2 separate regions of the Homo sapiens genome follow, and region 2 is linked to region 1. A link is a contact called in ENCODE Hi-C or POLR2A ChIA-PET data. All regions are on one chromosome and are shown on one strand. Each heading gives the region's core, a stretch centred on a gene start or an enhancer-like site at or near the end of the contact. The rest is flanking DNA. Distances are from core to core; before and after follow the strand shown. Region 1 overlaps ABCA13 (ATP binding cassette subfamily A member 13). Region 2 overlaps ABCA13 (ATP binding cassette subfamily A member 13).

What was found. A loop is a pair of places that touch in the nucleus more often than their neighbours do. ChIA-PET counts read pairs that join two places held with the same protein, here RNA polymerase II (POLR2A).
Region 2: a map of PC-3 shows a loop between it and region 1 (3-fold over the local background). The contact joins two enhancer-like sites. A Hi-C loop is called at or near these places in 1 of 168 maps with a recorded cell type or tissue (PC-3). POLR2A ChIA-PET finds 5 or more read pairs at or near these places in 2 of 52 experiments (CD4-positive, alpha-beta T cell and OCI-LY7).

The regions. Positions count from the first base shown.
Region 1 is chr7:48,388,005-48,391,722 of GRCh38, forward strand. ABCA13 (ATP binding cassette subfamily A member 13) reads left to right here. Exons shown (of 62, transcript NM_152701.5): 37 at 1,036-1,216. Among named protein-coding and RNA genes, the nearest start is that of ABCA13, 220 kb to the left of the region's middle. Within about 2 kb of position 2,112, at least 4 of the 41 ENCODE cell types and tissues checked have a DNase peak (open chromatin) inside an H3K27ac peak, as active enhancers do; they include PC-3, where a contact is called at or near this core.
Region 2 is chr7:48,426,039-48,429,756 of GRCh38, forward strand. It overlaps ABCA13 (ATP binding cassette subfamily A member 13), which reads left to right. Exons shown (of 62, transcript NM_152701.5): 42 at 1,728-1,833. Among named protein-coding and RNA genes, the nearest start is that of ABCA13, 260 kb to the left of the region's middle. Within about 2 kb of position 1,838, at least 3 of the 41 ENCODE cell types and tissues checked have a DNase peak (open chromatin) inside an H3K27ac peak, as active enhancers do; they include PC-3, where a contact is called at or near this core.

The sequences.
Region 1 (3,718 bases), core at 862-3,361:
TCCATTTTGATTTTTTTTTGTTTGTTTTTATGGTCCAGCCTTTTCAAGTGTGTGCTGATTCCTAGAGAGACTTACATTTAGGCTGTCTTGGGCTGGGAAACAGCTGCAAGCCCAAGATGTGGGAAAGTATGCCATGACAGTGTTTGTTCTGTGAAACCCAGGAAACCCAGGGAGTTCCCATTAATTATTATTTAGCGTCCTCCCCTCTGTGCATTATGTGCATTTGTGTGTATATTACAATTTAGAAAAATTGAAGCGTTAGTCCCAAAATGAATATGTGTAAGAAATAAAAGCAAATATGGGCAGCTACCCTGTGTAAAGCATTTAAAAATTTTTAAGTGTTCTCACCCATGCTGGTTTATTCAGTGTTCCTGTGTGAGGGAGAATATCACTGTCCCTTACAAATAGGGATTGTGGTTCTCAGGAGATAGGGGCAGGACTGTCCCTGTGCCTCTGCACTCCAGAGTCATGGCCTGTTCCTGCAGGTGCAGGCACAGGGCACCTCTGCCAAAGGATGAATCCATAGGCCATCTCCATGGAAATAGAGATGCATCACTCAGAGATAAACAAGCTCCCATCGTGGTGGGTTTAGATTACAAGTCAACATTCTAATCTAAACAATCTAAATATTTTTCTGAATTATGAATCTTTTAGAAAATGTGGAACACATCAACAAGCACCTATCCACTCTCACGTCCTCAGGAGACTATTTCTCATGAACATTTTATGTGTAACTAATCTGCCTGTTGTTTTTTTCTCTACTTAAACAAAAATACATGTGTGTGTTTTTATTTTTTTTATTTTTTACAAAATGGTTATCATAAGGGTTCAAAACTTTGTAATCAGTGATATCACTTAATGTTTGCCATTATATAGTCTGCTTCTTGTTCTTGCTAAAGAAAGATTTTTGAGTTGATTTGTGTGCTTCACAGAGCTGGAATTCAATTTCAAAGCAGAATGCTGAATTAATAAATATGAGCATTATTTTTAGGGCTTTTGAAGTCTTTTCACAATGAATTTTCATCTCTCTCACAGGGTCATCACTGCAAAACAGGGAAGGAGAGCTTGAAGGAAGTGCCCCGGGAGTCACCCTGGTGTCTGTGACCAAGGAATATGAGGGCCACAAGGCTGTGGTCCAAGACCTCAGCCTGACCTTCTACAGAGACCAAATCACCGCCCTGCTGGGGACAAACGGTGCCGGGAAAACCACTATCATGTGGGTCCCATTTTACCCTTATCAAACACTGGGCATTTGATTCTTAAAACTTCAGTTTACCTGTGAGACAGAAGGTTTGATTTCTTTTCCTTTTTTTAAAATTTTGAGTCTCAATACAGAGTTTAGAGACACGGGTGAAAGGCAGAGCCCCTCATGAGTGCCCGTGTGAGAGAGGCCCTATGTCTTCAACCGCACAGGTGCACTGTAGGCCTGGGGCTCAGTCAAAGGGGTAGTGGTGGATAGCTTTTTAAAAGGCTTAATTCTTGTATTTTCTACAAATAATTTACCATGTTGTACTTTAGTCTTTGAAAGTCCTTTGGCACTTTCAGCGTTTGTCCTACTAAGTATCATCTTGCTTGCATATCTGTAGGAAGAGGAATATCACAGTGGTACTTGCAAATTTTTTAAACACCTGATTATTTTTCTTTTCCATGTTCTGGTTTTTGTGTGGTTCTTTTCTCATTAAGGGTAGATGTTTGGTTTAGGATTCAATGGCTCTAGATTTGATTAAAGAATCAAATCATGTGCTCCCAGAGAAACAATGAATTCAAACATTCACAGCCTTGGGCTGGCTGTAGAAGTGGAGGTTTAAGGTTAAACTACTAAAATTATGAAATATCTCTTTTGAACAAATCACTTTCTCTTTTGTTCTTTTTCTCACTAAATATGTAGTATTAAAGTGTGATTAGTTAAAACAATGAAGAGGGCTTTGCCTCAGACTTAATAAGAAAGGTAGAAAAATAACACATGAAACTTCAGAAATCTCATACTGAAAAAATAGAAAGAAAGAATATGGACAGTTTTTATTTGTTCCTTGGATACAGAAATGGACCTGGAAAAGCGTGTGAGTGTTTTTTTTAGTGTTTGAAAATTGGGAAACCACAAGTTGCACAAATAATGACTCAGCCAGCCAGTTCCTCTCACCCTGCTTTTACTAAGACACATTTCTTACAAGGAAAACCTGGGCTGCTTGTTTAGCAGAATGATGAGAATTGCATTTGGAGTTTCTAGATGATTTAAAGTTCAATGACTGTGTTGCTTTTAGTGTACATTTGTAGTACATTTTGAGTCATCCTAAGTGGCTGCCTCCACCTGGCAATTCTTAGATGAAAGGCTGAGAGGTCAGTCAAAGACGGGGGGGTCTTCACTATTTAAAACAACAGTCTTTGAGACTTCTAGGGAATGTGTATAAACTATTTTATAGTATCCCCCAGATAGGTTTGAAAATAATATAGCAAAGAGTTTTAAGTTCATCGAGGTTTAATTTTTGTGCAGTAAACAGTATCTGTTGATGTGTACAGTTTGATGAGTTTTGACACATTTGGTTAGTGCCGGAACAAGCACCACAAATACAGAACCTTTCTATGCTGCTCCAAGGTTTCCTGTGCTCTCCTTTGACCCTGGCCTTCATGTGACCACTGATCTGCTCTTTGTCACTAAAAACTAGGTTACTTATTCTAGAATTTCTTGTAAATGGGATCATGTCTGGCTTCTTGTACTCAGCAGACTGTTTTGGGGACCCAGGCATGGTGGTGGTGGCCCAGCAGCCTGCTCCTTGGGACAGCTGAGTGGTATCCACCATATGGAGGCAACCCAGCTTCTTTATGTTTTCATCCATGGGTTGCAACTGAGGTTGTTTCTCTTTGTCAGTGATTGTGAACACAGCTGCTGTGAACATTTGTGCATACAGCTTTGTGTCGGCACACATTTAATTTCTCATGTGTAAATACTAAGGAGTGGATTTGCTAGGTCCTGTGTGGTAGGGGCATGTTTAACTTTTCAGAAATAAGAAACCAATTTAAAACTTAAATAATAAACTTCCTGAAACAAGGAAGCAGAACTAGGCAATTCTGAGGCTTCTGTTGGTAAAGTCGGTCATGTGAGCTTGTGGTGGCAGGCTGCTTGATTTCTTGTGGTTTTAACACACACAGACTATCCCGGGAGCAGCGGAAAGAAGACTGGCTCCAGGGTTGGGGCCTAGCTTTGTATCTCTGTTTTGCTTATATTTAATGATGAGGATTTAGGTATATATGTCATTTCTTTAGCATGTTTCCTCATCTGTAAAAAGTTGAATGTTATCATCTTAAAGTCCCATACAACTATAATGCTCTATGATTGCAGTTCAGACTTACAATGGTTCAACTTAATGATATTTTGACTTTATGATGGTGTGAAAGTGATACATATTAGGTAGAAACCATAGTCTGAGGACTCATACAGCCATTCTGCTTTTTACTTTCAGTACAATATTCAATAAATTGCAAGAGATATTCAACACCTTATTATAAAATACGCTTTGTGATAGATGATTTTGCCCAGCTGTAGGCTAATGTAAATGTTTTGGGTACACTTAAGGTAGGCTAGACTAAGCTGTGATGTTAGGTAGGTTAGATGTAAATAGATTTTTGACTTACAATATTTTCAACTTTTTATGGGTTTATTGGGACATAACCCAATCAGAAGTCAAGGAGCATTTTTATTTCATGTGGTAGCATAACATGT
Region 2 (3,718 bases), core at 588-3,087, 38 kb after region 1:
CCTCTTATTTATTACCATTTATCATGTGAGGAAACTAAGTTAAAGAGTGGTAAAATAATGTGTTCAAGGTCACATGGCTGGCGCACACTCAGAAATGTTATTAATCATTCTTCTTCTTATTATTATTTGCAATAGTAGTGAGGTTTACAGCTTTTCCTTGGAGTCTTACTGAGAATCAGCAAAGTGTTATCTTTCACATGAAGGTAGCTGCATCTGACCTTTCACTAGTGCTACTCATGCAGATTTTGCTCAGTAGGATTCCATGCAAACTAATTAACCACGTGCGGAGATATTGCATGCCTCTCCTGAAGGCTTGCTTGCTCATGGCTTCTTCTTTCTGGTGCCTTCCCCCATCTTTCCCTGTGGTTAGGGGCTCCTCAGGAACATCTAGAGACAGTCAATCCCTTTTTGCTTGTTTAGAGGAATCAGAATGGTGAGGTTGTGTAGAGAAATCAGAAGTGAGGCAGGGTGCTCAGTGTGGGCTGAGATCTGTATATGCAGGTATAGGACTTCACTACCCAGGGCATTGGGTGGGAGGTACCAGCTGGATGGACAGTGACGCTGGCCCAGCAGGAGTCACTTGGAGAGGGGCCAGGGCCAGGGACCAATATCTCTATGGATACGTGCAGAGGAAGGGGTGATGGAAGCACCTGCACAGATGATGCTAAGGGAGAGAGTGGCAATGCACAGTGCCTAGCTTTGTGCATGGCCCACAGAGAACGTTCAGGAAACCTTGGCTAACCACATGAATAATAGAAGACTTACTGCATGCTTCCAGAGTCTGTGCCTGGCACTTTACAGCCATCATCTACTGAACTTTAAATACTGTGATCATCATCTCTGTTTTATTAATACAACGAGGCAGCCAACACTCTGCGTGGTGCAGTCCTATGCCTGCAGACAGAGCCGGCCCACATCTTGCCAAGAGTGGAACTCCAGCAGTTAGGACTGTGCTGCTGCAGGGCGATGTCTCCTTGACTTGTATGCTTCTCGTGAATTGCCCAATGTTTATTTTAGAGATTCTCTTTCCATCACTCCATAAATCCCTGCCAGCGATCCAGGTGCAGCTCAAGGCCCTCGATGTCTCCACCCCACCTCATTTCCCTTTGTGTCTGCTTGCACTTCTGCTTTCTCACCTTATTTTTGCTACTTTAGTCATAGTATTTGGCTTTGAATAAACTGAGGTTGGACTTCTGCCTCCACTACTAACCAAGAAATGACTTCAAGCAAGTTATTTGATTAACTACCTTAGTGACATCATATATCATAGCCCATGGAAAGCATACATTTAATGGGGATTTTTATGTATGAGATCCCATCTACTGTAAGTAAACTGAGCATTGCAATTTTATTGTCTGATTCACCTCTGAATTCCTAAGATGCTGGTACAGTGAGTCACAAACTTAAGTTGAATTGGATACACTGTGTTGCTATCTGTCCCCTCCCTGCCTACCACTGCCTATGCATTTGACCAGCCTCCACTAGCCCGTGAGGGTCTGGGAGTTCACAGTCAAGTTTCATTCATCTTTGCATCCTATGGGTAGCCTGTTTTGCTGAGACCTAGGTAGTCTTAGAGTTATGCCAATTAAATGGATGGCTAAATGAAATATATGGGGTGTGTTTGGCATATGTTGTCACAACCGGATTAGGCAATTGAGGCAGAAGAAAAGAAATGCGATGTGTATAGAAACATAAAATAATACATGGCGTTTTTTTTTCTCCGAAAGGTGTTTTTGATGCTTTTGCAAGATTCCAACAAGAAATCTCACATTGCCCTGGGGACTGAGTCAGAGCTGCAGAACCACAGGCCTACAGGACATCTGTCTGGCTACTGTAAGTACAGAATGGCTTCCTGCATTTCTGCTGGAGGAACAATGACACCAGCCTTATTCAACATCCCTTGTTTTAAAAGTTGTATAGCAAGGTTCTGAAGTTAGTGAGGAGATGTGAGTGTATAGTGAGGGGGCAAGTAAATACAGGTCAGAGGCAAAAAAAACGTTGAGTTTTATCCTGGCTTGAAAAAAAAAAACTGTGTGTTTATGGGACACATTTATCTTTTCTTCAGGACTTGACTTAGTATATAAAAAATTTCTCAATGTATACAGTTAGAATAATGACCATCATTCATCTTATTTTACCTTCATCACAAACAAACTGATCTGGCCTACCTGCGTGGTGTGCCTCTTATGTGCAGGCACCCTCCTGGTAATGGATTTGCATGGTTTAACAAAGCCCCGGATGTGGGCTTTGCCTTCATGCGACCTCTGTCCCTTTGGGACCAAATCATGGCTTCAGCTTTTGTATGCAGCCTCCTTTATAGGCTTTAATGATTGAACAGAATCCAGATTTGGTATCTAGGTGTGTGACTGAAGCTCCAGTTCAGTCCAATTCCTGGCATATTTATTAGCAGCAACTCAGCAAGGATCCCTGAGCTGAGCTCTAGGGATGTGGAGGGTAATAAATCTAAGAGCTTTCCTTCAGAGATTTCAGTCTACTAGGCACATGAACCCATGAATAAGTAACTAGAATTAAATATGTTATAACCTTTTATGATGTTTCCCAAATTGCATCCTTACCAGCAACTGTAGGAATTGCTATTGCTGTACTTCCTCTTCAGCTCTTAGTAGTATCAGATTTGAAAAACATATAATTTAGCTATTAAAATAGATGTGTAGTAGTTTCTCATTGTGGTTTTAATTTGCATTCTCCTAATGATTATGTTAGGCATATATTTTTATTTCCCACAGCTTTATTGAGATATAATTCACATAACACACAATTCACTCATATAAATGGGACCATTCAGTGGCTTTTAGCTTCTTCAGAGTTCTGCATTCATCACCACAATCAACCTTATACCATTTTCATTACTCTGAAAACTGGTGTCACTTAGCAATCACTCCTCAAAATCCCCATCTCTTCAGCCATAGGCAACCCCTAATGTACTTTCAATCTCTAATAGATGTGCCTATTTTGGACATTTTATATACATGGAATCATAGTATGTGTGGCCCTCTGTGACTAGCTTCTTTCACTCAGCACAATGTTTTTGAGGTTCATCCATGTTACAGCGTGCCAGTACTCAACTTATTTTGATTACCAAATATTTCATTGTATAAATATACCACATTTTTGTTTGTCCATTCACCAGTTGATGGGCATTTGGGGTTGTTTCCAGTTTTTTACTATTGCAAATATACTATTATGAACATTTATATACACAATTTTTGTGGATATGTTTTCTCTTACATGTATACCTAGGAGTGAAATTGCTGAATCATATGTTTCAATCATTTGAGAAACTGCTAGACTGTCATCTAAAGTGATCACACCTTACATTCCCACCAGTAGTATATGAAGTTTCTAATTTCTCCACATTCTCCCAACCCTTGTTATTATCTGCTGTTTTGATTACAGACACTTTAGTGGATGTGACACACACCTTAGTGTGTATCTCATTGTGGGTTTTATTTACATTTCACTGGTGGCTAATGATGTTGAATATCTTTTCATAGGCTTCATGGCCACTTGTATATTTTCTTTGGAGAAGTCATATTCAGATTTTTTGTCCATTATTAAAATTGGGCAGATTTTATTTCTAGAGCTGGAAGAATTTCTAATTATGGAATTGTGTGAGTTAAGTGGAATGGTAACTAGGTTTTCATAAATGCCGTTTATGAAGTTGAAGAAGTTTCTATCTGTTCTTAATTGTGGAGTG